Linked DNA regions of Mus musculus: all the other regions are linked to region 3. The links are chromatin loops, found by intact Hi-C in ENCODE. Cell type or tissue: heart. All regions are shown on one strand.

Region 1 (8,000 bases), 670 kb before region 3:
CACTACTCATCTGTAGTGAAAAGCCACAATACAGTTACAAACCAATCAATCAATCAATAAATCAGACGTCATGGTGTTCTTTTCCCAAAGGTTAAAAAACAAAGTGCACTGTGCTATTTGGCAAAAATGACGTTTAGAAGAAAACACGGTGACTACGCACAGAGGGTGGGGGAATCATTGTGCTTGTTGCGGAGTGAACACGTACAGTGTGCACGCAGACTTACGGCATTTAACCGTGTCATAGGGACCAAAGGAAATCCACTCACTCACTAAATATTTGTTGAGCACCCACTACCTGCCAACTCCCAAACAAAACAAAGCAAAACTACTTACAACCACAAACTACGCTTCGTAACCTAGATAGATAACGCAGGTGACACTATCTATCTAGGTTGAGCTCAGCTCTGCCCATGCTTTTCCTGAGCGGCTCTTGGAAGAAAAGCTACAAAGCCCATGACAGCCTCCGCCTGGCCAGCTGCCACTGGCATCTCAAGGCTGGCAAAGCAAAGTGAAAGCGCCAACCCGGAACTTACGGAGTCCCACGAGGGAACCGCGGCGCGTCAAGCAGAGACGAGTTCCGCCCACGTGAAAGATGGCGTTTGTAGTGACAGCCATCCCAATTGCCCTTTCCTTCTAGGTGGAAAGTGGTGTCTAGACAGTCCAGGGAGGGTGTGCGAGGGAGGTGCGTTTTGGTTGCCTCAGCTCGCAACTTAACTCCACAACGGTGACCAAGGACAAAAGAAGGAAACAAGACTGCAGAGATCCGCACCGGGGAGCCCTGCAGATTCTGGGTCTGCTGTGGACTGGGGGCGGGACTGCGACTGGGCGGGCCTGGGGGCGTGTCCGGGGCGGGGCGGTCCCGGGGCGGGGCCCGGAGCGGGCTGCGGTTGCGGTCCCTGCGCCGGCGGTGAAGGCGCAGCAGCGGCGAGTGGGTGAGTGAGACGCGCGGGCGGAGGGGGGCTGCTGCCACGGTCGGCTCGCGGGCCGGCCGGCTCCGGGTACCAGCGGGGTTTTTTTCTCCTTCGAGGTGAACTCCTCCCTGTCCCCCGGGCGAAAGAGCCCTTGGCCTTGCAGGAGTTGCGGGGGCCGCGGCGGTGCGGAGGGGATGGGGATGGGCCTCATCTTTGCTGTCCGCCCGCGCTCCCCGATCCCGACCCGGAGCGTCTCCCGGGCCCTTGAGGGAACCCTCCGGGAGTACGGCGAGCGCGGCCCCCACCGCCACAAGCCTGGGCCCCAGGGGCCTGGCCCGGCGACAGCTGGTGGGTCCTGCGACCCAGTCAGGTCTCCCGAGGGTCCCCGCCCGGGAGGAGAAAGCGCCGGTGGGATGGAGTAAGGACGGACAGAACAACACGCAGGCAGGATTTCGCAGAAGTTTGCAAGGAGTGCGGATGCCCACTTACATGGGCTGCTACTCTTACCAGGTTGTTCCCCAGTTCTGTGGGACGTGACCTGGTTGCCTCACAGCTCCGCGGTTGTACAGACTTATTAAAGGAAGTGACCATTGTGACTTGGGCATCACTTGACTGATGGTAATCAGTTGCAGAGAGAGAAGTGCACTGATTAAGTCTGTCCACACAGGGTCTGTCTGGCCAGGAGTGCATTTGCCTGGGAGGGATTGGTTGCGCTTTCTGGTGTGGGGACTATTAGGCTCTTGTAGAGTTTTGTCCCGGCAGATGGATAAATTTCTTGTTACACTGTTCCCGTTCGTCACCAGTTGAGAAAAACGGGTACACAGTCTGTCTCAGTAGTACTTTTACTTTATATTAAGGGCCCAAAAGGGACTGGAAAATACTTTAAGATAGAATCGTTAGTCCACTTGGAAAACTTAAAATATGAGAGAGAGAGGGGGGGGGGAGAGAGAGAGAGAGAGAGAGAGAGAAAGGAAGGAAGAAGGAGGAAGAGGAGGAGGAAAGAGATTGAGATTATGTTAATAATATGGAATCAGAATATTTGAAATATAGTAAGCGTCCCCTCAGTTAAAGAGGACATTCCAGGAGGCCCCCAGTATAGCCTGAAATCTCAGGAAACGCCTACATACACCCATCGTGTGGATATAGGTGTTTTCCCTTCATTACATTTCATACACAGATGTTAAAGTTTAGAAAGTAGGCACAATAAGAGATTACAAATAACTGATAATAAAGTCGAGCCATTGCAGCTGCTCTGTAAAAGTCCTGTGAATGTGATCGCTTTGTGTTTCAAAGTAACTTACTGTACTTCACCCCTGTTAAGCAAAACAAGATTCACCTGAACGCAGGCACCTTGGTACCTTGGCAGACACCAGATCTGATAACCAAGAGGATGGAGAAGTAGTGGCAGACAGTGTGGAGAGCATGAATATGCTAGACAAAAGGGTGAATCATAACCTAGGAGCAGAAAGCAGGTATTTCATCATCCTCCACAGTAAAAACCTATGTCACGTAAAAAACCTACAAGTAGTTTTTCTTTTACTCTTTTTGAATGAAAGCTTGCTACAGGCACTGAAAGTTAAAATAATCTGTGGATCAGGAGGAACAGGGGTTTTCTGTCTGAGTCACTGCTGACTAGCACCTCAGTGACCATTGGCACTGTGGGAAACCCCAGAGTCAGTTGGAAACTTCGAAACTAAAGGTGACGGTGTTCTTATTTCATAGAACACAAAAAATAAGAGGGGTTACAGCCTGCGCTGCAGACTGGACATTCAACAAGCATTTAAATTTCTGGGAGACAAATGTAAATATAACTTTAAAAGTTGGTAAAATACTCTGTTTGGCTATGTTGGCCATCCAATGTTTGCTTTTAGAAAATGACTGAATGGATAAAACGTCTATCTTTTGAGCCTGCCCTAGACCCCCATGTTGAGTGAATACTGTCCAAGTGTTAGGTTAGCCGGCCTGAGAAACTTGGATCTAGGCAAGATGGCACAGTCCTGGTGTCATGAGTATGCATGTGAGTTTTGGCTGAAATTGAACATTTGTAGAGAATGACAAAGGCTGGTCTGGCAAGTAGTCCACTGTCTTTACAGTGGTCTTGGTTAGTTCCTGTTTGGCTGAGAGGGCTGGTTGATGGCTGTCCTGCCCCTCTTCCCACAAGTGGAAGCCTTATGGTATAATTCTTGATCACAGTAGCAGTAGGCAAATGAACTTCCTCAAAGCAGCCTGGAAAGCTGATTTTTTTTTCTTTCTTTCTCTTTTTTTTTTTTTTTTCACAAGGTTAAAGAAAAAACAAAGGGCTTCAAATGTGCCAGTCTGCTAACAGTGTTAACATGTTTATTAACATAAATAAACTTTATTAGTTTTTGGAAGTATTGGTTAAGCCCTCGTGACCCCTGAACTCGGTTTATAGAGTGATGAGTCGTAGCCTCACTCTGGTTTGGACTCTGGCTTCTCTCAGAAGACTCTGTGGCTAATGTTAACCTTCTGAAGTAGCCAGAAAACATATAAGCAAAAGTCTGTGAGGTTGAAATGAATTTTTTGGCCACATTTGTATATGGGTTCCCACCAATGCTAACTTCAGGTGTTAGTAATATCAGACTCACAGCTTCCCTGATTACACTTCGCTATAAGACTTTATTTTTTAGGTCATAGGAATTTCCCCTTTTTCATGATTCCTAAATCATGAAATAACATAGTCTAAAAATACGGTATTCCTGAAATAAACAATTTCTAAGTTTTAAGCTGCGTGCTATTCTGAACAGTCTGATGCCCTCTTGTAGCTTTTACTGTGTCCTACCCCGGGCATGGTTGATTCCTTTGTCCAAACATCTGTCTGTTGTATCCACACTGGATTGCACCACCTGCGTGCTAGTCAGTCACTCAGACATTTTAGTTATAAGGTAGCTTATATTTACTCCTTATTTTATTTAATAATGGCCTCATAGCAAGGCGGTAATGATACTGGTAATTTGGGTTTGCTTAAGAGGAGCCATGAAGTAGTTTTAAATGAAAAGGTGAAAATTCCCACTATAGTTTGGAGGGGGAGGCTATACTGGTACTACTACGATTCACGGTAAGACTAAATCTTCTGTGAAATTATGAAGGAGAAAAAGTTACACTGGTCTGGTCTTGCTGTTGGATTAATTTTATAGTTATAACCACTGTACATGATAAATAACCCTAAAACAATGAATTTGTAGGTGGATGGCATAATCTGAAAACCATGTTCTGAGCAGTTGATGGCAGCAGGCTGTGCTGGAAGTGTTAGGCATATTTATAGATTTCAGCCCAAGTTCTGAAGAGGCTGGAGAGATGGCTCAGTGGTTAAGAGTGCTTGCTATTGCAGAGGACCTAGGTTCCTCTACAGGCACCAGGCAAGCGTGGGACACACTGAGATACATACAGACAAAACATAAAATTAAATAAATTGTGCATAATAATACTAGTAATATATGAGTAAAATAAGGATAAATACACATCATAATTAAATAAATAAATTGTAAAGTTCCCTAGAAGTGAGGGTCACCAAGCCATTCACAAGATGGCTGCGCTGATGCAGGGATATATGTGAACTAGAAAAAGGTCAAACTTAACAGAGAAGTTCCAAGGCATGCTACTGCAGGCTTGGCTAGCATGCTTGACCTGCAGAAATGCTGACGGCCACTGGGAGGTTTTCACAAATGAGGAATTAGAAGAACTTTTTTTACTAATCTCCAGAAAAAAAAAAGGGAAGAAGAAACTGAAGCAGCCTGTGATGTGGACCAGAAACGCAGTGACAGTAACATGTGTGACATTGCAAAGGCATGAAAGGACAGAGCTGTGGAATACAGACCTCAGGTGGAGCTCAGCATAGAGTCATTCGGGGATTATGCCTGCTGCAGCAACAAAAGGATGAGCTCAAAAGAGACACCGACTTCTGAATGCAGTGGGTGTTTGTTTTGTTTTGTTTCAAATGAATTGGGCAGAAAACTTTCCAGCTGTGGAAGCTTCTGAACCGTCCCTTGCTGCTGACATCTAAGCGTCCGCTGTGTCCCAGCTCAGTGATCTAGGGTCTTCCAAACAGATGGTCCGGTGCTGAGCACTTTGAATCTCAATCCTGAGTTTCTACCACGCCTTTGGCCATTTAATTCCCAGATAAAAGACACATACAACCTTTATATTTATAATAAACCTTAGTCAGCACAAGAGCTGAGCAAATATCTGTCCTCTATGCTATTATATCTATTACCCAGCCAATAACCCCATTCTATAATTTGCTGTGCTTCATCTGGGCTGCTCTTAACTTCAGTCAGCCAGCCCACGTGGCCATTATTTTAAGATTTTTTTACCCCATAGTGTCTTCTCACTTTACTTTACATTTTTCTCTCTCTCCTCATGGTTCTCCTCTGACCCCAAGCCTAGGAACCCTAAACCCCACCCATGTCTCTTCTGCCCATCTATTGGCTGTAGGCATCTTTATTCACCAATCAGGATAACTTGGAGGCAAGGTTAAGTAGTCTCCTGGGTCTAGGTGCTGTCTCTGGGAGCAACCAGTATTTAGCATAGCAAAAGACCAGACCTCCACAATGATCACTCTGACCATCGGGGCAGAAGGCACCTACTAGCCTGTGCCACTCACCTCACTTTGTTGAATCACATCTTATCCTGTAGTGTGTATCACTGCCTGTTATCACAGGAAAAAGTGAGTCCCATCAAATAAGATGTTTCAGAAAGAGACCATGTTCATATAATTATCATTCTGGTAAGCTTTTAATGGTTATATTTTGTTATTAATCTCTTTGTTCCTATTTTGCAAATTATACCTTACAGTAAATATATATGCATCCAATGGGGTCTTTGAATTCCTCCCCGGGGAGTAGGAGGACTCTTTGAGGATGGGCTGCATTTAAAGCTAAACAACGCAACATGACCTTTAGTCCTTATAGATAGCCTAGAGATGAGACTAAATAAAAGAAATGGTATATAATGCTTTAAGTTTCCCAATCAGCTTAAAAGCTTTTCCTATAAATCTTTAAGATTATGCTCTGGGGCTCAATACTGCTTCAAGAAGGGCTTTTCTTTTGTATTTAGAATTATTCACCTTTTTAAACAAAAGGAGAAAATGGAATAGAAATATGTTTGCAACATAATTTTATGACTATGTGTTTATTTCGCGTGTTCTGTGGGCCTGCAGTTTGCTGCTGTTAATGAGGACAACAGTGGCACCAATACAGTTTCCACTCAGATTACATTCTCTGTTCCCTTTCTGAAAGCTGCCCTCTCCACTGGGCCCAAAAGAGTCAGTATCTTAAACAAGCTGTACAACTTAGATAACCATGGTCTCTTCAGACTAGTTAATTGACATATATTAAAAAGTAAATAGTACCAAAGTGAATTTCTGAAATTAAAAATGAACATTTAAAAACTCTAGGTAAACTATTCCTTAGAGTTAAGTGTTTTGCCAAGTTCTGTAATCATAATATGATAGAAACGCTCACTCAGCATTCTAAATATAGAAGTTACTCCTTCGCATGACACTCTAATTCTTGATAAGGTGGAGAAAGAGAGAGAGAGAGGGGGAGAGACAGAAAATATGGTGGTTCAAGGACCATTTGAGGGAATTAGTTATGTTCTTCCGTCCTCTGTGGATCTTAGGGGTTGAATACAGTCATTGAGCTCGGTGGATGGCTGTCCTGTTGAAAGGTCTGCCCAGCAGAGCAAATAGACTTTTTTATTTACATGGACATCCGTTTGTGACTAATCTAATGTTCACTCCCAAAGTAATCACACAGACAGAGAGGTAGCTTCCTTCAGTACTCTTACCTTACATGAATCCTACCATTTTGTTATTTTTTTTCCACTTTAAATCTTTGATTATGTGTTTTTAATTAGAAAATTTGCATACAAATTTCCATACAGTATGTAGAATTGACTGTGTTTGAATGGGTGAAGATCCACATGTGTAACCCTAGCTCTGGACTGGCTCTGAGCTTGTTTGCTCTTCTCTTTTGTGTTCTGAGTAACTGAAACTCTTTCATTTTAGCAGCTTAGTATGCGCCCTTCACATTGCTGTGCTGCCTGCTGCACTAACATTACTCCTTTGCTTATGTTCCCCTTCCTGATTCAGTGTCATTTTAAGCAGTAGTACTGGACCTCAGTACCTTAGCCGGAGCTCACTGAGGTGACAGGGCTGAGGCTCTGCTGCTGTCTTTTGAGCTTACCTCTTTTTAATGTTTTATGGTATTTCTGCTGCCAGGTTTGGGGGTTTTGTTTTGTTTTGTTTTTTGTTTTTTGTTTTTTTTAATTTTCTAGGAACACCTAGAAAACACAAACTAGGAAACTTAAAAGAGCAGCGTCTTGTTCCCTGCGTTCTAGAAAGTCCAAGCCTAATGCCAGTGTCATGGTTGTCAGGAACATGAGCCTCTGAAGGCTTCTTGGGAAACCTTTCTTGTCTCAACACCTCTGGTGGCAAGCAGTAGTCCATGGTACTCTCTCTGTCCACGGTCAGCATCCCAGTCCCTGCCCTTTATCTTTGTGCAGCCGACCAGCTTTGCTTTAGTCTGTCTCCTTCTCAGGTCTCCTTCCCCGCTCCTCTTAAGCACAGCAGTCATTGGATTAGAGCCCATCCTTCCCTCGGATGGCCCATTTGACCTAATTTTACGTATTTGTAACTAAGGTCCCATTTACTTACACAGGGCCCTCCCCTTCCTGTTTTGTTCTTTAGCTGAAATGGTTTGGAGACCAAATATCCAATCATTACAATTGTGCACAAGCTATGTTCATTTGGAGGTAATAAAGGCTCATTCTTTGCTTCTATTGGTATGTGACATTTTTCTAAGTCACTTGGGGTTTGATAGATATCTTTAAATGGCTGAACCTGATCACTGTTCTTTTGTATGTCCCTGTTTAGCTATTGCAAGCGTTCGGATAATGTGAGACCTGGAATGCAGTGAGACCTGGGATGCAGGGATGTCGACTATCTGCCCCCCACCATCTCCTGCTGTTGCCAAGACAGAGATTGCTTTAAGTGGTGAATCACCCTTGTTGGCGGCTACCTTTGCTTACTGGGATAATATTCTTGGTCCTAGAGTAAGGCATATTTGGGCT
Region 2 (8,000 bases), 66 kb before region 3:
ATACTTTGAAATCTAGTAGTTACAACACAATCCAATGCTGAGGACTAGCCCTATGCACACAGTGGTAGCGCTCAGTAATTGACATACAGATTTCTTTAAAGCAGGCCTTCTTCTTTCTTTTTTCTTTCTCTTAATTTCTTCTTCTTCTTCCTTTTTTTTTTTTTTTTTTTTCCTTTTTTGAGACAGGCCTTTACACAGCTCTGACTGTCCTGGAATTCATTATATAGGCCAGGCTGATCTTTGAACTCATAGAGATCAGTCTGCCTCTAACTTCTAAGTGCTGAGATTAAAGGCATCCCCCACCACACCCAGCCCCATTTTCACTATTTTCAAAACTGAAAATAGTAAGATTATCAGTAGTCTCTAGTCTGTGCCTTTTCTTTCTATTTATTTCTTCTTTATCATGAAAAGAGGAATACTCACCTCTCCCTCTCACCTGAAAGTTCTAACAAAATTCAGGGAACAAAGGATACATTAATACTGAGAATTTTATATTCCATCTTTAAACCTTAGAGCTAAGAATCTAGTATGTGTCAAGTTTCTTACTACTCTGCAGGAGCTCAAGGACTCTTGCATATGTCTAGTCACCCTCCGTGCACCCCCTACTGTAAACCACCCCTAACTTGCTGTAACTCCTGCTACAATGCAAATGCATCATAAGTATATTGTTATCAGTGTATTGTTTCAGAGATAATATAAAAAAATAACCTTGTTTAGATTTAATGCAGATGTGATTTCTTTTTTTGAACATTTTGATCCCGTGGCCCAAGATAATACATCCATGGGTAGGCTACATTTTATCCAAGCACTAAAATATTTTGCCAAAATGATAAAATGATGAGACTAATATAAAAAAAGATTATTTTTTCCCTGTACCTAAGAAAACAATATGGATTTTATATAACCCTAAACAATAATTCTCTATCACTTGGGAGTCTTCAAATGAAGTCAAGCAAACAACACAACCAAAGAGGCAGAGTAAGTATGGTACACTAGAACTCAAGCATCAGATGATTACACAGTCTCTAACGTTCCAATCAGATCAGACTGACATAATTACTGCTAGCATAAACAAATATGAAAACAATTAACAAAAGGATAGTTACATGTACCACGGAATACTTAAAATAGAACTGGAATTTTATGACCCTAATTATAATAAGTTGAATATAATGAATCCTAACTTTAAGGACGACTCTGTAAATTTAAGAGTTGAATAAAATTGGATTGCCAACAAATTCAACAATTTGAGATCACTACAAGCATACTTAACTCTTTTTTTGAAACTGGAACAGCAGATATTGACTTGATCAAGCTTTCTGGTGGAAGAGCCAATACTCTGGAAAGCTAAAAGGAAAAAAAGAATAAAACAGGATAAAATGGTTGATCCATCTATTCCAGAGCGAATGGAATATTACTAGCAATAAAGAAATGCCATTAACACACTTAATAAGAAGGAACCTCAAATACATCATAAGTAAAACCCATATAAAAGAAGGTATTAAGTATGATTCAACATATCTGATATTCTAGGAAACACAAAACTCTCTGACTGAAGTAAGATCTGTGGCTGCCAGGGCTTGAATATGATGCAATGGTTTGATTATAAAGCAGCAAGCAGGAGGCTGCTTGTCCTTCAATGGATTTTATATTTGTCAAATTTAAACACGTATATTCAAAAAAGAAGATATGAATCAATGAGAATCAAAAGATGATTTTCATCAAAAGAATATTTATTGAATAGCTAGTCTGTACCAGTTAGTATTCTAAGCATCGTGGCTATAAAAACAAACAAAACAGATTTAAAAATTATGGCATTTAATAGAAACAAGTAAATATTAAGGAAAAAATATCTAATCCCCAGGCCCAAACTCTATTAAAGGTTTACTCATCAGAGAAGCAGCAAAGAAATAAATCAAAATTAAGGAAAAACCAAAGCAAAGGCCATAGGATAACTCAGTGATAAACCACCAGCCACTTGGCCTGGTTTGGTACATATGAGGAGCAAGGCTTGGTCCTTAGCACATAAATAATAAGTAAGCAGAAATGGGTACATTTATATTTTCAGGAAGCTTCTTTCATGACTGTGTTGAATTTAGTGGTACAGACATTTCCAGGTTTTCAGTAATTTTTGGTGAAAGGCACACACACGCACACACACACACACACACACACACACACACACACACACATTATAGGATTTAGTTATTCCTTGGACACGTGACACACGAAAGAGAGAGAACTCTGTTAAGCAGCCAGAGATGACTACAGAAAACCACAACTAGCTGGAATGCAGAGTTGTGAAGCCCAGCCTTGGAACTTTGGTGCAAGCAGTATACTTGAGAGATGACTCCTGGGACTGTGGGGATGCACTGAGAGAGAAGGAGAGAGAAGGAGATTGAACCACCAGAGCTGGAACTCTGCTTGCTGCTTGCTATGGTAAAGTGCTCACCAAGTGAATGCCAGGAGGACTGGGTTCAGAACCCTAGCACACTTTAAGAGCTGAGTGTGGCGACACGTGTTTGTGACTTTACAGTGCTGGTGCTGCAGAGAGCTGGGGTATTAGGTAGGGATGATAAATAAAAGAGCCTAAATCTGGGTATGAGAGGACCAGATAAGGAGAATGGTAGGGTGGGGAGGGGGGAAGGGTATACGAGAAAAATACACTGAATGATTTTTAACATAAAAAAGGAGGACAGGGCTGAGCCAGTTCCAGCAGGCCAGTTGGCTTCCTTGAGGAACTAATGTAAGACAATGTTGCCCAGTTATAGGAGCTAAACTGTAAATAAAGAAGGGTTGTTCCTATTTTAGGAAGGAAACCACTCCAGGCTGTCCCACAGACAAGGAGTTCTGGCATAGGTAACCAAGAAAAACTGCAGCTAAATGTATTGGTAATGTGAGTGAGAATTCCTGAAAATAAGCTGTGTCTGTAGTAGCTGACTGACTAAAACTTCGACGACTGTGGAGAGTTATGGATAGTGCAGATCTGGGACCTAATTAATTTCATTAGTGTCTCCCACCTTTGGACCTAATATCATGCTACTACAAGCAAGAGTTAACATCCTGACAAACAGATAACCTTTTGGGGATGTACTAACAAAAAAACCCTAGTTTTCCACCAAGCAGAGGGGTCAGAGTGTTGTCAGAGAGCAGCCGGGGTCTACAGAAGAGTTACCCTCATCTTGCTGTAACCAGCCTCGCTGATGGTGCCATCAATCTATTTTTTAAATGCTTTGCTTTACTAATATCACTCTTTGTTCTGCTGCTCCACGAAACTGCATCCATACTGGAACTATGGAGATTGGGGAAACGTGAACCCATGTTGCTGGTCCAGTCAGTCAAAGTTGGCCGCAGCATCTGCTATCCTTTCTTCCCTCTGAGTGGAGAGCCGGAGATCCGTGTGGACAGTGGTTATGACAGGTGTTAATTTCCTGCCATGGTAAAACTAAAAGCTGGTCACATAAACACAAGAACAAAGAAAGCAGAGGCTAACTTAACTAATGGCTTACAGAGCCTGCCAAGAGCTTAAGAGCATTAACACCTGCAAGGTCTAAGGACAGACCTTGCCTTCTTGGGATAAAGGTCAGCAGAGAGTCGTGGTTAACAGCTAGAAAGGACGAGTAAAGATAGAGAAGGGTCTTTAAAGCATGGCCGCTTCCTTAATTGAGCAAGCTGTGCATAAAAGCCTGCGATCATCTCTTTGGTGAGCCAATGGGGCGTGCACAGCCAATGGAGAAAACCTGAGACACCGGCACCCTTCCCCACCCTCATCCAGCCACAGGCTCCCCAACTCTGGATTTCCCGTCCCTCATTCCGGAGGATAGGCCTGCCTTAATAAAAACAGTTTCACTCTGCCTCTGTCTTCTTTCTCTCTTGCATTTTGTCTTTCCCAGACAGTCAGTTGTTTTTTGCTTGTACCATGCAATGAACTCAGCTAACAGCAGAATTGCCATTACACCTGCAGCTCCCTGGCTAACCAACCTAGCTAAACGGGTAAACTCCAGGTTCGGGGAGAAAATCTGCCTTAGGGGAGAGGGGGGAAAGGTGGACAGTGACTGGAGGAAACACAGGCAACCTGTGGCCTGTCCTCATGAAGGAACATACAAACACAGACACACAGATAACACATTAAAGTCATCTCTGTAGGCTGGAGCTTAATTCCCACAGAACTACCTAAGAAGTATATGCACCATCTTTCAGAATTGTCTAAAACAACCCAGCCACAGCGGGCCTAAGTCTGTGCTAGCACTAGCAAACTCCAGGCAGGATAGGCTGCGCTAAACACGCGAGGAGTACAGGTCAAGTGTCTTTCTCCACCTTATTTGAGGCAGACTCTCACCGAACCAGAGGCTGGAGCCACCGGTTTCTGTTTCCACCTCTCAGAAGTGTGGTTTCAGACTTCCTTAGCTATGCAGGTTTTTCAACCTAGGTTCTGGAAATTCAAACGCAGGCACAGATGCTTGTATAGCAGGCACTTCACCCGCGGAGCCATCTCCGCAGCCCTTAGCATGCCTTTTAAATCATCTATTTTATCCAATGGTCTCCAAGTCCGGATTTAGAGCTTTTCCTCGGGAGAGCATCGCCTACAGGTTTAGTAAGCTACAAAATTTCTTATTCGAGATATATCCTACCAGGTTATTCATGAGAGCAAATAAAGGGCATAAACGAAGGAGGAACATTAATTTCTACAGGGTCTAATCATGGCCTCTGGACAGTCCGCCCAGGTTAAAGCATTAAGAACGGGAAATGAGAAGACAGTGAGCACTCAGGGCTCTCGAGGATCTTCCCACTCCGCAGCGCAAGGAGGAGGCAGGGTCGGCCTAGGCTGCACCCTCCGGCCCTGGCTCCCGCTGGCTCGCCGCTCTGGACTGTACCTGACAGGCGATCGACCTACGAAAGCCACACGCCATGCCTCCCTTTCCCGCACGCCCCGCCTCCGCGCCGGAAGTCGCCTCTGCTTCCGCCAGGGCGCGCGGAAGTGTGGAGTGCGCATGCACACGGGGCCGCGGACTATGGCCACCTCCTCCGTGTCTAAGGTACGTGGGGGTGGCGCTCGCCTCAGATTCGCGGTGCCTGTTTGGCAAGTCCGACGAGGTTTGATGGGCATCAGCTCTGGCTCCGCGGAGAACAGGACTCGGGCGGCTTTGCCCAGGTCCGGGTTCGAGGCAAGCTTTGCTCTGGGCAACTAGGCCATGGCGCCAAGGCTAGGAGAGCGGCTGCCCCCAGAATGTGCTGCGTCCTGCCGCTTCCCCCACTCTTCCCCCTCCATAAATTCACACTGTGCTTTAAGTTACCGAGATGCAGATGGAGGCAAAAATAGATTTCTGTTCCCAGAAATACTCATAAGCAGCTGATCTTGAATTGGCTCATTAGCAAGGAGAAAAGTTCTAAGAGAGGAGGGACGAACCAAGGTTTCTGGGAGACCGAGGAAATTCTTGGAGAAAGTGACAGTTTGGCTAAGGTCTGAAAAATAAGAATCTTGGCAAAATATAAAGCATTAGTTTGGGAGAGCAGAATAAGATGGTCTTTGCCTTAGAATGTAGAAATAAAAGAGCGTATTAAGTAAAAAGAGCAGTTTAACCCGTGAGTGGAGAGAGGAGCATTAGGAAAAACCAGAATAAAAATGTAATTCAGATGAGTGTTTTGAGGGGTTGTGGACTACTCGATGGCAAAGGAGTGCTAGTCAAATTGTAGTTTGTAAGAGGAGAAATCCTAGGCTTGTATTGCCCCCTAGGAGCCTGTGGCTACATCTGGAATTAAGATAACTTAAAATTAAGTTTACCATTAGCAACCATATTTCAAGAATATCAAACAGGGCAGCAGATGGAAAAGAAAGGTCTATTGGTCTGTGCTGCTATGCCTTGTAAAGTAAGACTTGACTCCTGTTCTAAGAACAGAAGGACACTCCTGAAGGAAGCTGAAATAACAGACTTCTGAAAGGTTTCGTAATTGGGGCTACAGGGGAACACTGAAGTGGGCTGTCTTCTTTTATAACAGGTCTGTTAGGGGTGATGTTAACATCAGAATCAGGCAGGCAGGCAAGCAGGCAGGCAGGCAGCAACACAGCAGAGCCAGTGAAGGGAACTCTGGCCCACGGGGCAGAGTGAGACCCCTTCAGTGTTTTTACGGGGTGAACCCGCTGGAGGACATTGAAATGCTCTCTGGTTTTGGCGCACAGCCCACTAGGTTGTTGCTGGAGGTAAGCAGCGAATGACTCCTCAGTTTGTGAAGTTTAGGTGATAGATATACACTTTTTCTAACTGGGCATTCCTGAGGGGAGATGGAGCAGGGAAGACAAGGATATAAAGGCAAGTCATTTTAGTCCAAGAAACGCAACTGCCGCTTAAAGAAATTGTCACAGTTCAACAGAAATGGAGACACTTTACACATGGTACGGTTCTGGCTGAGGGTTAAGACATTTGAGAAGTGTGTTAGTGATGAAAGGTAACGGTGCACCAGACATTTAATTTTGATTAAAATGGTCAATGACAAGCAGTACCCCCAAAGACTACATTTCAAAGAGAACAAACACTGTGGTTTAATTAATTTTTTGGAGGCATGTTCTCTCGATGTGCCTTTATCGGTTTGCAACTCTATATGTAGATCAGGCTGAACTTGAACTCTCCTGCCTTCCTGAGCCTGCCAAGTGCTAGGATTAAGGGTGTGCACCACCATACCCAGTTCCTAGTTAAAGACTTTTGTGGTTTTTTTAGCTTTATTCCTATTTTTATTTTTCCTTGGCTACAAAGTTCCAGATGTTTTGAGTGCCCTAACTCCTAATCCTGTTTGTTGCTTAAGACTTCATTGCGTTCTCTTTTCTGGTGGTGAATGTAACAATGTGGACTTTGTGCACACTACACAAAAGCTTTACCACAGCTGCTTCTCCAGCCCTTCCAGAGAAGGAGAATTTTTTTTTTTTTTCAAAAAGCCATCATTTCTATAAAACTTGGAGATGATAGTTTTTTCAGAAAAGCACTTTTCTTTTTGCCCTAATAGAAATATCTGTGTTGATAATCATGAAAGAAATATTATATAAATAAGAACCTTTAAGGACAATTTCCAGAATTCATGGAACTGCCAACGTTTTAATTTATTTTCCTCCTTAAACATATCAAGTATTGTTGGGGGTTTTTTTTGTCATATTTTTTGGCTGATGGTTAAGGTGGTTAGCCACATTACTGTTCATTAATGTTTGTTGCTTATATTCATATCCTTGTGCTAATATTTGTTATACTACTATCCATTCTATAACTGGCTGTAACGTGTATATGGAAAGAATGCAGTAATAAGCTTGTCATGCTACCATGCACTTGTTAGAAATACGTACAAGTAATTCATAGACCTTTACTAGTTGCAAATGTAAGACCATGAGGTACAGCTTAATTTGGAACATGTAACCCACGTGGCTACTTTATATTTTGCAAAGCTGTTTAACAGTAGTCTGAGATGATCTTTTTTTTTTGTCATATTTTACTTCTCGTAATATTTCATTTTCTTTTTTTTAAAGATTTATTTATTTATTATATGTAAGTACACTGTAGCTGTCTTCAGACACACCAGAAGAGGCCGTCAGATCTCATTACGGGTGGTTGTGAGCTACCATGTGGTTGCTGTGATTTGAACTCAGAACCTTTGGAAGAGCAGTCAGTGCTCTTATCCATTGAGCCATCTCGCCAGCCCAATCTTTCATTTTCTATATAAATAGAGGTCTTAAGAGACTGTCCATGAAATGTAACTTTCATTTTGGCAGAATACACTGCAGCTAAAAAATTAGGAGCTAAGTTTCAGTGGTCACAAATAATAATAGCAAACTTAATGTAGTTGGAAAATTACCAGGAAAATTACTTAGCAAGTATTTATTCATTCTGTGTACTGGTCACCTAATATATTTATTTATTAGTACATTATAAACATTGAGGAGGTGGTTATATATAAAATACATCTGTGCTGTAAGTGTGCTCACAAATTACCAGGAAGATAAAGCAAAGATGTTTGAGTCC
Region 3 (8,000 bases):
TAGAACAGTGCCCAAGTTCTTGAAGCTACTAATATGCCACTTCAAGAACACTATCAGAAGAAAACATGAAGTACCTGAAATAGAATAATGATAAAGACAAATCGCATATAGTACATACTCTGTATAAACTTCTAGGTCTTCATTAGTTTTAGCTTAAAAAGGTTCAACCACACATTTACTGTGTGATTAAAAATTACAGCAGCAAATATGTACATTTTAGCAAATTTAAACTTTAACAATCTTCCCTCATTTTTCAAGAAGCTAATCTTTTACATTTTCAAATGAACTGAAATACCAACTTAATATTTAGCAAACTCTAAAAACATCAACTGGCAACTCTCTCTCCTCTCTTTCTCTCTCTCTCTCTCTCTGTCTCTCTCTCTCTGTCTCTCCCTGTCTCTCTCCCTGTCTCTCTCTCTCTCTGTCTCTCTCTCTCTCTCTGTCTCTCCCTGTCTCTCTCCCTGTCTCTCTCTCTCTCTCTGTCTCTCCCTGTCTCTCTCCCTGTCTCTCTCTCTCTCTCTCTGTCTCTCCCTGTCTCTCTCTCTCCCTGTCTCTCTCTCTCTCCCTGTCTCTCTCTCTCCCTGTCTCTCTCTCCCTGTCTCTCTCTCTCTCTGTCTCTCTCTCTGTCTCTCTCTCTCTCTCTGTCTCTCTCTCTCTCTCTCTCCCTCTCTCTCTCTCCCTCTCTCTCTCTCTCCCTCTCTCTCCCTCTCTCTCCCTCTCTCTCTCTCTCCCTCTCTCCCTCCCTCTCCCTCTCCCTCTCCCTCTCCCTCTCCCTCTCTCTCTCTCTCTCTCTCTCTCTCTCTCTCTCTCTCTCTCTCTCTCTCTCTCATTGTGAGACAGGGTTTCTCTGTGTAGCCTTGGCTGTCCTAGAACTCACTCTGTAGACCAGGCTGGCCTGGAACTCAGAAATCCGCCTGTCTCTGCCTCCCAAGTGCTGGGATTAAAGGCGTGCCCCACCACCACCCAGCTGATTTGATTTTAGGTTTCAAGATGTGGTCAAACTAGATCAGCTGGCTAAAAGACTAAAAATACTCCCAGTTATTTTACAGTATACTGATTGAGATGTGGAGACTCTTAAACACTCTGCACTACAGCACTGACATGGCAGACTGGGAGATCATTACCGTTTCTGAACAACCTCCCTTAAGTAAAGAAACGTGTCATAGCTCCCTGCTGTGTTAGTATTCAAGATTATTTTAACTGCATAGGGATATATTGTAACTCTCAAACTTATCACTAGCTCCAATGAAATTTATTGCTAGTTACAGCTATTTTAAAATGGCTCCATTAGTAGATAGGACACCATTTCAATGTTCAAATTTAGCATTTCATTAAAAACAAAAAATGTCTGCCCCAAGAATTCATTCTCCAGCCCGGCGGAGGTGGCGCCCGCCTTTAATCCCAGCACTTGGGAGGCAGAGACAGGTGGATTTCTGAGTTCAAGGGCAGCCTGGTCTGCAAAGTGAGTTTCAGGATAGCCAGGGCTACACAGAGAAACCCTGTCTCGAAAAACCAAAAAAAAAAAAAAAAAAAAAAAAAAAGGAATCCATTCTCCACTTTGTTCCCTTGTTTTACAGTAATGACTAAAGCAGGGGGTTCTCAGCGCTCCTGATAAGCCCACCCTTTAGCACAGTACCTCATGCAGTGATGATCCCAACCCTATGATTATTGTTGCTACTTCATAATGTAATTTTGCTACTGTTATAAATCATAATGCAAATATCGGAGCGTTCCCCCGGGGGTCGCGGCCCACAGATTGAGAGCCATTCCTCTAACAACTCGGTCAGGAGTGCCTTTATACACATATGTGGGGGAGGGCAGCTTAGGTATGATCCTTAAATAAACGTCTTGGAATTTCTACGAAAAGTGACTGCAACTCATAAAACAGCTTTTGGCTACGTTATATCAAAAATTTAAGAGCCAGACTAGGTAACTGAGGTTCTCCATGGATTTGGGTATGAATATTTAAATGTGACATTTAAAAAAACACACATGGTACAGTCAATTTCATATAGATGTTACCAAATACAGAACTCTATAGTTCCCATCTTTTTAAAATGAATTACTGAGAAAAAAAAAATTTAAGCTAAGCAAAGGCTTTAAGGATGATATCACTAAGGGCTTACACACACAGGCTCACACACTCTTGCATGCCACACACAAAAGAAACAGACTTACACTTCAAGTCCATTAAAGTTTACCCTAAGATTGTGCCGAAGGCACACAAAGATTTCCAAATGCAGAGGGGGAAAAAAAATCCCTAGGTACACATTTAGTATACAAAAGCAATCAAAGGTCCATCCGGCAGACACTTTGAGAAAATGTTTCAAGACTTCAAGTCTGAAGTCCACTGGAATCTTGATTTATTCGTTACTCTCGAGGCTAGGTTGTTTTCTCCCAACATACTTCATTGGGATAACTAAAGCATTTACAAATAAACTAGTCAGTCTCAATTTGAAGTACACCTTCCTTTTCATTAAAAGTTCAGGATCTCTTAAGGACTGGACGCATAGTGAGATCACATTACAGTACTCGGGAAGAACATTTGCTTTGTTGTTGACCCTGCTAGGGAAACAGGTCTTGACTCAGCCAAAGTGGCGTTCTTGTGGGTGATTAATGACAGGCCTACAACTCGCCCCAGTGACATCCATCCCCCTCCAAACCCCACCCCTTCTATACTAAAACCAGCCAAGTCTAAAATGGAGGAGGGGCTGCCTTCTCGCCTCAAACCACTCAGTCACTGAGTTAATAGCTGCAACCAATCGATTCAGCCCAAGAGACCCGGAGATTCGGGTGAAATGTGACCCTTCTCTCGCCTGACTTATGAATAATATCACCCTCTCTGATCATTTCCGCTGGGGCTCTACATAAGGAAACGATTCTAGGGATCTAGCCCCAAATGATCTGCCTCACAATGAGGGACCCCCACAATGCCGGCCAACCCGACTCGTACCCACCCAACCTGCCGACACCACCCCCACCTCGGTTCAGGCCCTTCCTTCCCTTTGTGTCCGCACCCAAGCTCCCGGCCGCAGCCCACCCCGGCAGCCCCGGGGCCGAGGCCCACCTGTGGTGAGCCGGGAAGAGACGTCGCCGAAGGGGGAAGGCTCCATCCGGAGATACTTCTGCGGCGAGGCGGCCGCGGCCGAGGCGGCGGCGGCGGCGGTGGCGGCGGCAGGGGAGGCGGCAGCCGAAGCCGGCGCCGACAAAGGCGCGCACCGCCTCCGCTTCGGAGATGCGGGGCTCAGCAGCGGGTCGAAATCCAGAGTCCTTTTCAGAGTGGCTCCGCACGCCATGGTGGCGGGCGGCCGAGGCTCGGCTCGGGCGGGGCCGGGAAGGACGGGGGCAAACGGGCCCTCCGAGGTGCCCGGTGGGTGTGGGGCCCGGGACGGCGGAGCCGCGACAGGGCAGGCGGGCGAGGCGCGAGGGTCGCGCCGCCGGCTCGGGGCCGCTCCCGAGAGGCCGGGCCGCCCCCGCCGTGCGCTCGGGCTGAGCGCGCCGGGGCTCCTGCGCGGAGACCCGCTCCCTTCGGAAGTGGACCCGGCCAGTGGCGCGACCCAGACGCGATCTCCGACACGCCGGTGCAGACGGAAGCTCGTGAGTGGCGGCCACGCGCGGGAGCTGCGAGGTAGCCCGGCCGTACAGAGCTAAGCAATGCACTCGACCCTCTCTTCTCCACGGAACAACTCTGCCACCCGCCGCCGGCCCCAATATGGCGTCAATAACAACGCCGCCGATTCAAATCCTGCGGCCCCAGGGCGCCTGCGCACCGGGGGCGGGCCCGCCAGAGTGCATTCTGGGATTTGTGGGGTTTCGTGAAGGGCAGGGATCGGCCTGAAAGGCGGTTACCCAGAAGTCACAGAAACTACGACTCCCGTCATCCAAGGCGCACGATCCCAAGTTCCGGGTTGGAATTTAAATACCCCCTCATAAGTAAGAGAGTTTAAAAAAAAAAAAAAAAAAAAAAGACCTAAGGAAGAGAAAGGAGAGCCTGTGAGACAGTGGGGAAGAGGAAGCGAACCCATTGGAAAAGCAAGCTAAGCACTTTAGAGACCCTGTGAAGATTTGGCATAGTGACTTAAACGGGATATAACAAAGAGCCAGTCTAATATTTGGAGAGAGATTAATTTAGCTGTCAGGAGCGCCAAAAAACCAAATCTGTCACATGGAGGAGATAGGAAATAATGAAAACACCAATTTGGGTCCTCGAGACAGAACGACAGTAATAATATCAGATTACAGGATCTTTGAAGTCTGTGCTTTGCGCTTCCCAGATAGGTACTTGTTTGCTTATTAAATTCTGCATAGCTGAAAAGGAGCACAAAGTCAATTGTTTACTATGAGCAGAGAGCGATCAACACCAGAAATTTGTTGAGTTTGGAAGGCTGGGTGGGGTCTAGGGAAAGGCAAGCAAATAAATGCCTAGGGAGCAGGACCCATCTTTATTAGCAAAGTGGGAAGAAATATTTCTAAAATTTGTTTTTTCATCAACTATCTAAAATAGGGATCGACTACAGCACTGATGAAGTAATTTATGTAGATACTTTATATCTTCTGCCTGTGGATGCTAGCTCTCCACCAAGATTATAAGTATTAATACGCCTAATGCTCACTCTTTTCTGCTTACTCAGAAATCAACATATGTGGCTGCTTTATAGTTGTTTTGGACAATACCTCTCTATATATCCATTTGTTTAGAATTGTTCACCACCACAAAGATCAGCTTTCTTGATCACACTGTATAAGCAACTCTGTCACACTTATTTTAATTTAGAATATAGTTCTTAGAAAGTATCTTTTGAGAAAGACCAGCATTCTATGAAACAGTCACTTAACTAAGACTTGTACTAAGGATGTGTTTATTAAATTATAAAAACTCCAGGAAATCTGTTATTGTGCTGAAACTGACTGGACGTTCATACTTTATGTAAGAGCAGAATAAGAAAAGTTCTTGACTTTTTTTTTTCCTTTGGAGATAAGATCTGATATCAAATTCACTGGGTAGCCAAAGATGACCTTGAACTTTTGACCCTCCCACCTCTACCTCCTGAGAACTAAGGTTAAGATGATTGGCGTGTGCCATCATACATCGTTTATATATTGCCAGGGGTCAATCAAGCACCCTAGCAACTAAACAGCAGCCTCTCCTTTTGTCCACTAAGATTTGACCACAGGTGGCACGGAAGGTAAAAGGGAGCCACAAGACAGGACATTGAGATTGTGTGGAAGAGGAGGAAGGGGTAATAGAGTATTTGTGACATGAAAGCAGAAGGTAACTGCCAGGGGAGAAAGGGTACACGGCCTGGAGGAATGAACAGAAACAAATCAGGTATGAGCAGGCCATAACGCAAATTGCATTGTGGGCTAATGTTAAAAATAAACAAGAAATTCAGTAGGATAAATAAAAGCAATTGTATAGAGGTCAGAAAAAGAGCAGTAGTAAGGACTACCAGCGTTAGCCACTCTAATTGTCTGGGAATGTCGATATAGCTAGCATAGTTTGCTCATTTATGCTTTTGTCTTTTGTTGTTTGTTATTTTTGAAATTTGTTAGTTGGTTTTTCCTAACTGTTGTATGGCTATGAAGAGACACTATGATCAAGGATACATATAAGATAAAGCATTTAACTGGAGGCTTGCTTATAGTTTCAGAGGGTTATCATCATGGAAGGAAACGTGGCATGGATGGAGTAGTAGTAGTGAGAGCTTATAACTTGATCTGGAGGCAGGAAAGAGAGACAGAGAAAGAGAGACAGAGAGAAAGAGACAGAGAGAGACAGAGACACACAGAGAGACAGACAGACAGACACAGAGAGAGAGAGACACAGAGAGAGAGACACACACACACACACACACACACACACACACACACACACAGAGAGAGAGAGAGAGAGAGAGAGAGAGAGAGAGAGGGCCCCCCTTGTGATACATCTCCAACAAGACCACACATCCTACCTTCCTAAATAGATGACCAACTGAAAAACAAGTATTCAGCTTGTGAGCCTTAGTGCCAATTCCTATTCAAACCACCATGCTAATTACTTTGATTTGGGGTTTGGTTTTGTTTTTGTGGCTCTAATGGTACCCTGTGTGCATTAGGTATTTCCCTTTCCTGGTACCAGGGTTCCCTACAGAGTGACATTCAGTTTTGACATAGCTTGTACAGTAAGTTTTTCTAGTTTTTCTTTCTGTATTTTAAGGCATTTTTTATTAGATATTTTCTTCTACATTTCAAATGCTATCCCGAAAGTCCCCTATACCCTCCCCCAGCCCTGCTTCCTTACCCACCCACTCCCACTTCTTGGCCCTGGTATTCCCCTGTACTGGGGCTCTTTCTATATTTTTAATCGGTGTGTTTATTATAATCTGGATTTTCCTTAATTTTTTGTTCTTTCTGGTTTAAATTTAAACATGCCTGGGGCAGTTTCCCTTGGAAATTTGGGAACTCCTATCAGCAACAGTAATTCTTTCTGCATTAGGTCTGCAGCTCTAGGCTTATGTGGCCTACAGGAGGGTCAGGAGTTCAAGTTCATCCTTAACCCAGAGGCAACTTTCTGGCTTGAGAATGAGACTGGCTCTCACCAGGGAGTGGAACTCTTTGAAAAGATTAGAAGGATTAGGTGGTGAGGCCTTGTTGTCACTGGGAGAATGCCTTGAGGTTTTCTTTTTTCTTTTCTTTTTTTTTTTTTAAAGATTTATTTATTTATTATATGAAAGTACACTGTAGCTGTCCTCAGAAACTCCAGAAGAGGTCATCAGATTTCATTACAGATGGTTGTGAGCCACCATGTAGTTGCTGGGATTTGAACTCGGGACCTTTGGAAGAGCAGTCGGCACTCTTAACCACTGAGCCATCTCGCCAGCCCAAGGTTCTCAAAAGAAGACATTCAACACAGTGTTTCTTTCTCTCTGCCTGCCGGTCTGTATGTAGGTAGCTCTCAACTACTACTCCAGCATTTTGTCTGCTACGCTCCTGCCTTGATGATGGACTAAACCTCTGAAACTGTAAGCAAGTCGCTAAGTAAATGCTTTTTTTAATAAGAGTTGCCTTGGTCATGGTGTCTCTTCACAGAAAAGGCATAGTGACTAAGACCCTTTCTCAGTGCTTCAAGCTTGAAAATCTTGTCTATAAACTTTCACATTATTCTCACCACATTGAAAAAAAGAAGTCTGTCAAGGGATCTTTTGCTCCCACACTTAAAAAATGTCAGTTGATAACATTTTATTTTTATTTTTTACCACTCTGTCCTCTCAATAGTCCTCATTTGTAACAAGTCTTTCAGAGTAGCCAAAGGCTTTCAGAGAAAAACCTACAAAAAGTAATTCTAGCTGGGCAGTGGTGCGGCACACCTTTAATCCCAGCACTTGGGAGGCAGAGACAGGTGGATTTCCGAGTTCCAGGACAGCCAGGGTTATACAGAGAAACCCTGTCTCAACCCCCCCCCCCCCCACACACACACAAAGGGAAAAAAGTAATTCTAAGGCAAGAAATGAAAATAAATACAACTCTTAAAAACCATTCAGTTTTAACATAATTTTGAAGTGAATTTTGAGTTCATGCATCAAAAAGAAAGAGAAAACTAACACAGTAAGTTAAGTCAAGTTACATGAATCTAAATATATAGTGCAATTAAATGTTCCTGTGACCTCACAGCCAGGCTGGTTCTGCTGGTGAATACAGGCAAGTTTTAAAGGCTTGTCACACTTTTGTCACCATGTAGCAATTCTCTTCTGAGAAGCATCATCTTCCCCAGTCTGAGCAGAGAGCACACTGCTTTTACCAAGATCCAAGACTCTGATCCTTGCTTGGTACTAAACTGTCTTACTTTTTAATGGTTTTTGTATTTCCATTTTTTTCCTGTGTATTGTTGTGACTGTGTGAGGATGCTGGATGCCCTGGAACTGAAGTTACAATTGTGAGCTGCCATGTGGGTGCTAGGAACTGAACCTAGGTCCTCCGGCAGAGCAGCCAGTGTTCTTATGTTGCTGAGCCATCTGTCC
Region 4 (8,000 bases), 340 kb before region 3:
TGTCCTGGAACTCACTCTGTAGACCAGGCTGGCCTCGAACTCAGAAATCTGCCGGCCTCTGCCTCCCAAGTGCTGGGATTAAAGGAGTGCGCAACCACGCCCGACTAGTGACCAAAGTTTTACAGGGTCTGGGGAGACAAAAATATTTTTATAAAAGTTTTACAAGGTGGAGGAGGCAGGTAAAAAGATTTGAATTCATTGCACTAAATACAAGTTTCATAGTATTTGGTAGAAAAGTCTTATGTATGATATTTCCTACACTGAATTTCCAGGCTGTGGCTAGCTCTTGCATGTGAACTAATGCTTTTCTCCGTTTTTACATAATTTACTTTGAAGGAGTATGTAATTGTTCCTTGTATAATAACTGATACTATGACAGGGAAATTATGCAAAGAGCCATAAGACAAACTAGAACATAAAAATCACTTTAGAACCGTATACAGAACACTTAAGCATGCATAGCCAAAAGGAAAATGTGAGTTCAACCATAATTCACCTTTAGGGAGGCAGGTTAGAGGACACCTTAAAAGCATGACAGCTTTGAGTTAGTCACTGGATAATGACACTGCTATCTAGCGAGTACTCAGCATTTTATATACACATTTCAATCTATCCCAACAACTTAGGTTGGGGGAAATATCACTGCATGAAATACAAATAGGGATTAGGAAATGGGACCAGAAGGTGTCATCAATCCCCTGATACTTAATTAAATTAATGACAGATCTGAAAGGTTCAAATCTCCTAGACTGCAGTGCCTTAAAAAATGAGGTCACGGGCTGGGGAGATGAATCATCACTTGAGAGTGCTTCCTGCTCTGGCAGAGGACCTGAGTTCCTAACACCTGTGTCACTTGCAGAGTCTGAAGAAGATTGCTGAAGGAAGACCCCAGACTCGGATAGTATGCAAAGACAAAGAGCTTTTATTCTGCAGAAACATCCAGCAAGCAAGGGTTATCATTGTTTCCAAATGGCAATACCCACAGAGACATTCAGGTTCTTTTTATAAAATGACTGCTTAATTGCTTCTGAGATAACAGCAGACTTCTAATACTTAGGGCGCATTCCAAGGGGTTACAGAAGCCATTAACGGAAGGTTAAAAAGAATATATACAACACAGGACGCCAGGTGCAAAAACAAGAGATAAGATATTGACTGAGTTTATCTAAACAAGACTTCACAGATGGCTTAGTTATCGTCTAAAACTTTTCATGACCCTGCAAGCTGGTAACAAACGGTGAAAGTTAAGCCAGAGAATTGCTCCTAGTGCATAGGCACGTAGGCATTCTCTGTTATAACCTCTTATTCAATTTATGACTGAATTTATGTGCAGACCTGCAGTGAGTGTCGTCCCCCCCCCCCCCCCAATGTGAACACAGTTTCTGAGAGTCACACAAGTACTAAGAACAAAGGGCCGACATAAGTCCCTCTCCACTTAGAGGAGGGCAATTTCCTGTGGCGGCTTTACCTAGCCTTCCACTGAGTCACTTTGAGATGCTAACTGGAGGCTGCAGGAGCCGACCCCCCGCAAAGCGACTTGGTCAGGCGGATCAGCTGCAAGAAGAACTGCAGAAGCAGGGTACCGTTTACCTAGGCTAGAGAGCAAATATGGTCTCTCTACAGTCTAAACTGTTTATAATGAGAACAAGGACGACAGGCTACTGTCAAATACAAACTGGATTGCATTCATTTCAATGGATACATATTGACTACTAAGTACACTGTCACTTGCCAAGTGACATTATAGAAAGTAGACTGGACATAATACAGTTTCTACTATTAAAGTGCTACCAGATTGTGAATAAGACTCAACTATATGGCACCTGACTGTATGCAACACAGTAAGTGGTTCATCAAAGCTACCCCACTTTGAAGAGTGGGGATCAGAGAAGTATAGAGAGAAAGAGAACATTTTGTAAAGGTGTGCTGTGATTGTAATTCTAGCCCTCCAGAAGCAGAGGCAGGTCGATCACTGCAATTTTGAAGCTAGCATGGTCTACATGGAAAGCTTCAAGACAACTAACACCATGTAGTAAGACTCTATTACAAGAAGCAGTGTTAAACAACAAAAAGAACTATGAGGGCTGGAGAGACAGCTCAGCAGGTAAGAGCACAGGCTACTCTTCCAGGGTTAGATTCCCAGTACCCACTTTGCGTTCACAATAACTTGTAACCCCAGATCTGATGTCCTCTTCTAGCCACTGCAGGGTCTATACATACATAGTACACAGACATACATGCAGGTAAAACATCTATAATGTAAATAATAAAATTTTAAAAGTCTGATAGAAGTTGCTTGTTGGAAATGACTCTTGTTCAATTTGTGATCAGAGCAAGAATACTCAAAATAGTACCAATTAAAATAGTACTGCTTCTATATTGAAGAAAGTGTCAAAAACAAAGGTTCCCAACCTATGGGTTGTGACCCCTTTGGCGGGGGGTGGGTGAACAGTCCTTTCACAGGGGTCATATATCAGATATTTACATTAGGATTTATAACAGGGACTGGAAAGATGGCTCAGCACTTAAGGGCACTGACTGCTCTTCCAGAGGTTCTGAGTTCAATTCCCAGCAACCACATGGTGGCTCACAAATATCTGTAATGGGATTTGATGCCCTTTCCCTGGTCTATAAGCTTCATGGAAATTTCTGGGCAGTCGTGGCGCATGCCTTTAATCCCAGCACTTGGGAGGCAGAGGCAGGCAGATTTCTGAGTTTGAGGCCAGCCTGGTATACAGAGTGAGTTCCAGGACAGCCAGGGCTACACAGAGAAATCCTGTCTTGAAAAACAACAATAACAACAACAAAAGATTCATGGAAATCAACAAAATTTCCTAAGTTGATGTCCTAGAATGAGAAGAGAGACCTGTGCATTTCTAAGTTCATTTCACCACAGCATTGCTATTTTTTAAAAACTCAAGTGTTACAACAGTGTGATATTATATAACACCCGATGAGGTAAATGATGTACAACGATTATAATTTAGAACTACAAGGCTGGGCGTATAGCTCCTAGTTGATAGAGCCTGTGCACAAGGGAAAGAGTGGGGAGAGGAGGAGGGGAGAGGGAAAACTATTTTCTGTATTTCTCTTTGCTTCTTTAGAGAAATGGTGCACGCCAATTCAACTACGCTACAGAGTTTGTTTCCAAGGTTCTGTTTTTGCTTTATTTTATGACTGCTTTCATTTGGGTGAATTAGAATAATTAGCGATGGCTTAGTTGACAGAAAGGCTGCCAAACATGCATAACGAACTCAGTACTGCACAAAACGAGTGTGACGGTGAAGGACAGTAGGAAAAGAAAATCAAGTCATTTTTCTGCCACGGAGTTCAAATCAAACATGGGCTGCAAAGTGAAACTATCTCAAAAAAACAACATAGTTTTTTCTTCTTCTTTTTTTCCTTTATATGTCATTACTCATTTTCCATTTGGTTTTTCTTCCTCATAAGGTAAAAGAAAAAAAAATCCCGCTAGATAAATCCCTCTGTTTCCCTCCATGAAAAGAATGTAAGGACTAAAACTAATCTTTTTACTCGTGCTTCGTGTTTCGGGCTCATTGGAATTGTGTACGTAAGCGGACCAGTGCCTGGCTTATGTTTTCAGCGCTTTTAATCGATCCGGTTGCTGTCTCTCAGAGGAGGAAAAAACATATCTTCTCTACAAAAAGTGCAGTGTGATTTTAGCAGATGAGGCGGCGGTCTTCACCCAGATCTCCAGTCTTCTTGGATGCACTCCAAGCAGACGCCAATCCTCGCGTCCCCAAGGCTGCGGGTTCAGGCGTCCGGGTGCAGCCCAGCTCTTTGGAGAAGGCCGGCCAAGCCCTGCAGGGCGAGTCTCCCGGCCTCCCTGCCTCCTCCGCGCGCAGCCCGAGCGGCTCCTCCCGGCGGGCTCTGGAGGCCGCGCGCCCGCGGGCTGTGTGGCCAGCTGAGGCAGCTCGGCTCGCGGGCTTCGGGGTGCAGACAGGGCTGGGGAGCAGCGTGGCGGCGGCCGGCGCTGCCAGCGTGCAGCAGGCACCGCGCATCCCCGGTTCCAGTCTTCAGGTCCCGCAGTCTAGGAATTCCTCAAGAGCCGGCTGGTGCGCCAGGCTTGCAGGAAGCCCGCAGGACCCGGGAAGCTGGCGCCACCCGGAAGCGCGGCTCCTCAGCACAAGTGCCGGAAGTGTAACTGGTGGCTGAAGGCTCGACTGCCTGAGGGCCCTTGTGATACCACGCCCACGAACTAACTGCCTTGCTTGGTCAAAACGCTGTCCCCAGAAACCTGGGGGCTTGTGGCCCAAGTGGCCTTATTGTCATTTTATGGACTGGGTCTCCAATTTTTCCTAAGAGCCTCTAGGCAGAGAAGGGTATGTGCGTGTGTGTGTGTGTGTGTGTGTGTGTGTGTGTGTGTGTGTGTAGTGGTTCCTGTGAACTGAAAGTTTGGTACTTAAGAAGCTAACGGCTACGGTTAAGTTTTGTGTGTATAAGGTCTCAAACCTGGGACATATGGCTAGCCAAGGGACCTGTTGTATAAAAACTGACCGTGACCATCAGGTTCTCAGCATTGCTAAGACCTGTTACAGAGTCCTGGCTTCTCTTAGCACGCCTCACCCCTGCCTCCCACCATAAACCTCTCCAGCCCCTGAACTTGCTTGTCTTCCCCCAGCTTGCGATTCCTAGAGAACTTAGCTATTTTGGGTGCACGCTCTTGGTCCTCGGCTCCCTTGGTCTCTTCTCTCTGCTTCCCCGCTGTCCCTCTAATCATCTGATCTATTCTGAGAGAAATGTTCACTCTGTACTCTCCCAAGTTGCCTCTGGCTGTTCTCTCCTTTGACAACCATACCAAGGGACAATCACATGCTCGTTTCCACTCAGTGTGCTTGTTGATTGTCTTCTCTGTGGGTTGGTAGGATGCCCTGCACCCACAGGCGTTGTATTAAATAGCTATGTAGATGTCTCTCTTTATTTTCAATTGTTAGTTTCTGTGCTATGACTGGATATTTGGTATGGTCGTTTCTGTGGCCCATTACTTCTTTCTATATGTAAATGTTTTGTCACTAAGTCACTTGCCCAAAAAGAGGAAAAAGCAAACAGGTCACAGAAAGTCACCTTGGTCTCAGGCTGGCCAAAAGGCACTAAGACATGGATTTTGAGGTCTGAGATACTCAAGCCATGCCTAGTGTGACTTGTTCTTCCTGCTGCCTGCAGACTGGGCTGGAGAACTGTTAGTTACAGCTCGAGCACCATGTCTTCCTGCCATGATGATAACGGACTAATCCTCTGAAAATATAAACCAGAAATATTGTCCTTTATAAGAGTTGCTGTGGTCCTGGTGTCTCTTCACAGCAATAAAACCCTAACTAAGGCCGTCTTTCTCCTCATAATTCTCAAGTTTAACAGTCACAGACACTAGATAAAAGCAAAAGGTGCAGATGAATTTATATGGCCGTACTAGAATGCAGATCCAATTTATGATTCCAGTTTCCTTTAAAATTTTATTTTCTATGTAAGAGTGTCATACCTGCATGAGGTCTGTGCACCACTTGCATGTCTGGTTCCAGAAGCAGTTGGCATCCCCTGACACTGAACTCACAGACAGCTGTGAAGCAGCCACCTGGTACAGGGACTACAACCCTGGTCTTCTGGAAAACTAGCAAATGTTCTTAACCACTGAGCCCATCTCTCCAGCTCCTAATCCAGTTTTTTTAGCCACAAGGGTATCATGGCCTGAAGGTAGGAATGACATTACTAGGTACCCCCTCCCCATCCCATTACCAGAGTCTCCGGAATGTGCTCTGCCATCGAGCTACACCCTAGCCCTATGTAATAATTTAAAAAATCATTATTCAGGCATATTTCACTTTGGATCTTTCTCTCCACACCTGCTGCTACACACTTTCCTTCCTGTAAATGAAGTGTGGTGTAACTCATTACTGTTGAATTGTAGAAAAGGTAAGCTTCCTAGCCTTTAGTTATTGTACAGTCCTTGCATTTACTGGTGCATTGGCTAATCACATATTTCTTTTGATAATTTTCATTGGAATCCTAAAATAGCATACATTGATGGAACTTTAATACCTGAACTATATATATAACCTGGGAAAATGAACTGCAAAATTTAAAATCTTAAGCAAGGAGGGTACAGGGCAGCTCATTGGTAGAGTATCTACAGGGACTAGGGCAAGACAAAACAGCTACCTTCATTTGTTTCTTCAACTCTTTTTCACTGTTCAATCCAATAGAGGAAATCCTTAGCCTTACAGTGTGCTCCCCTGGTCTCATGTACATGCAAGCATTAGAGGATTCTGTCTTGTTAATGTGCAGTATTGATGCTGTTTTCTGTAAGGTTGCCTTGTGCTTGTTCATCTTATGTAATGATTTAAAAGCATGCATTACAAAACATTCGCTGGAACAACACAGTATTCAGAGAACATTTTCCACTAAGTGTCCTCCTCCCGTCACCTGTGAGGACTAGAATCACATCTGGCTTTATTATATACATTTCCTGAAAAGGCTACTGGATACGGTAGAAATTATGTTTTTGAGACCCAGCATTACAATGTAGCCCGGGCGGACTGGACCGGGAGACCCTCAGCTCCAGCTTCCTTCGTGCTGCAGTTCTGCTAGAGCCAACCTCCAGGCTGGTTGTTCATTTTAGATAACTATCCTTAGAAAAATACAGTGCAGTCAGAACACAACAGTAAAATGACCAGGTGTGTCAACGCTGTTGTTTGTTTTAAAAGGATTCAGTTGTAAGGCAGACATCTTGCCTCTTAAATAAACAGTAGGTTGTGGGGTGTTTTGTTTTGTTTGTCTATTTGTTCTTGCTGACCTGAAACTGGCAAAATAGTGTAGTCTCTGAACTTCTGATACTCTGGCGTTCACCAGGGAAGGTTGAGATTAAACAGGCAGTTGCGTGCCTTTTGCCTGGTTTATGCAGTGAACGGAGCTAGGCAAGCACTCTGTCAACTGAGTCACACCCCTAGCCCTCAAACACTGGGTTTGTTATTAGTTTGATTATGAAATTTATGGTTAAGCACATTGATTTTCCGACTACCTCTTATTCTACCCCCTACTCCTTTAAATTTGTAAGAACTCATCTGGCATAGGCTGGAGGAGGAAATATTATGTAGCCAGGGATGAACTTTTGAACCTCTCGTCTCCGAGTGCTGAGATTACAACCGTGCACACAACACTCAGCTCTCTTCTCCAATTCTAATGCCAAATACTGTTTTCGTCTTGCAAATAAAATACGGCTTAGAAGGCCACCTGTTTTGCAGCACCAAGAGGAGGGTTGCTACTGGCATTTATTTGACATCCGTGTTCCTTTTTTTACTTTAGCATCCTTAATTGTGTTCTTTCCTTCGACCTACTTTCCCAAACTAAGATTCGGTGTGGATTCTTGTAACGCGTAACGGTAACCAGATTTTAGAAAAGCTTTTGTGCCTTAAAAACCACCGGGTTACAACATTAATCATTTCGGTCTGTTTGAATTCTCTCCACACTATTCTTTTCTTGTGTTCGCTGCTTGATTTCCCAGAATGAGAATTGAACCTCTCATTTTGTTCTGACCCAATTGTTGTGTGTGTGTGCCCTCCAACACCTAGAGCGCTTGTTTCCAGGAGGCGTTCTCGGGTTGGCCCAGAACCAGGGCAATCACCAGCTCTCCACCCTGCCCTGGCCTCCGGCTGTTCCGCAGACCTTGCCCTCGCCCTGGCCCTGGCCCTAGCCGCCGCCGCAGCAGCAGAGGCCTCAGCTTCAGCTCGCTGCAGCACTGCCCCGGCGGTCGCCAGCCCCACACCCGGCCTTTGTACGTGCGCCCAGGCGTGCCAGCGCACCGGGCACGTGACCCCGCCGAACGTGGCATTGTGTTATCACGTGACCCAGGTGCGTACGCGACGGAGCGGGCTGCGAAGATGGCGGACGATGAGGCCGAGCAGGAGCGCCTGAGCGGTGGCGGCTGCGCGGCGGAGCTGCGGCGCCTGGGCGAGCGGCTGCAAGAGCTGGAGCGGCGGCTATGCGAG

Evidence for each region. A loop is a pair of places that touch in the nucleus more often than their neighbours do. Peaks named below come from ENCODE experiments on the same cell type or tissue, not always from the same donor. Only the 100,000 strongest peaks of a DNase experiment are listed, where the experiment ranks them.
Region 1: it touches region 3 in a loop (4-fold over the local background); 3 of 42 quality-filtered maps call a loop at or near these places.
Region 2: a loop joins it to region 3, with 6 times the contacts of the local background. A loop is called at or near these places in 8 of 42 quality-filtered maps.
Region 4: it touches region 3 in a loop (4-fold over the local background); 4 of 42 quality-filtered maps call a loop at or near these places.

Annotation. Positions count from the first base shown.
Region 1 is chr4:35,218,720-35,226,719 of GRCm38, reverse strand. It overlaps C9orf72 (C9orf72, member of C9orf72-SMCR8 complex), which reads left to right and starts at 884. Exons shown (of 11, transcript NM_001081343.2): 1 at 884-932; 2 at 7,804-8,000. The coding sequence starts at 7,863. In heart, a CTCF peak has its summit at 4,561; DNase peaks (open chromatin) are centred at 569, 859, 1,359 and 4,569; H3K4me3 peaks cover 2,211 bases; H3K27ac peaks cover 2,737 bases.
Region 2 is chr4:34,611,901-34,619,900 of GRCm38, reverse strand. It overlaps Orc3 (origin recognition complex, subunit 3), which reads left to right and starts at 4,959. Exons shown (of 20, transcript NM_015824.4): 1 at 4,959-5,036. The coding sequence starts at 4,992. It overlaps Rars2 (arginyl-tRNA synthetase 2, mitochondrial), which reads right to left and starts at 4,944. Exons shown (of 20, transcript NM_181406.4): 1 at 4,875-4,944; 2 at 1,274-1,347. The coding sequence starts at 4,910. In heart, a CTCF peak has its summit at 4,978; a DNase peak (open chromatin) is centred at 4,970; H3K4me3 peaks cover 2,773 bases; H3K27ac peaks cover 2,481 bases.
Region 3 is chr4:34,546,341-34,554,340 of GRCm38, reverse strand. It overlaps Akirin2 (akirin 2), which reads right to left and starts at 3,726. Exons shown (of 5, transcript NM_001007589.3): 1 at 3,068-3,726. The coding sequence starts at 3,296. In heart, no CTCF peak of the experiment used is centred here; DNase peaks (open chromatin) are centred at 2,800, 2,990 and 3,750; H3K4me3 peaks cover 3,611 bases; H3K27ac peaks cover 2,295 bases.
Region 4 is chr4:34,882,812-34,890,811 of GRCm38, reverse strand. Zfp292 (zinc finger protein 292) reads left to right here and starts at 7,864. Exons shown (of 8, transcript NM_013889.2): 1 at 7,864-8,000. The coding sequence starts at 7,893. In heart, a CTCF peak has its summit at 3,916; DNase peaks (open chromatin) are centred at 4,131 and 7,821; H3K4me3 peaks cover 3,008 bases; H3K27ac peaks cover 2,579 bases.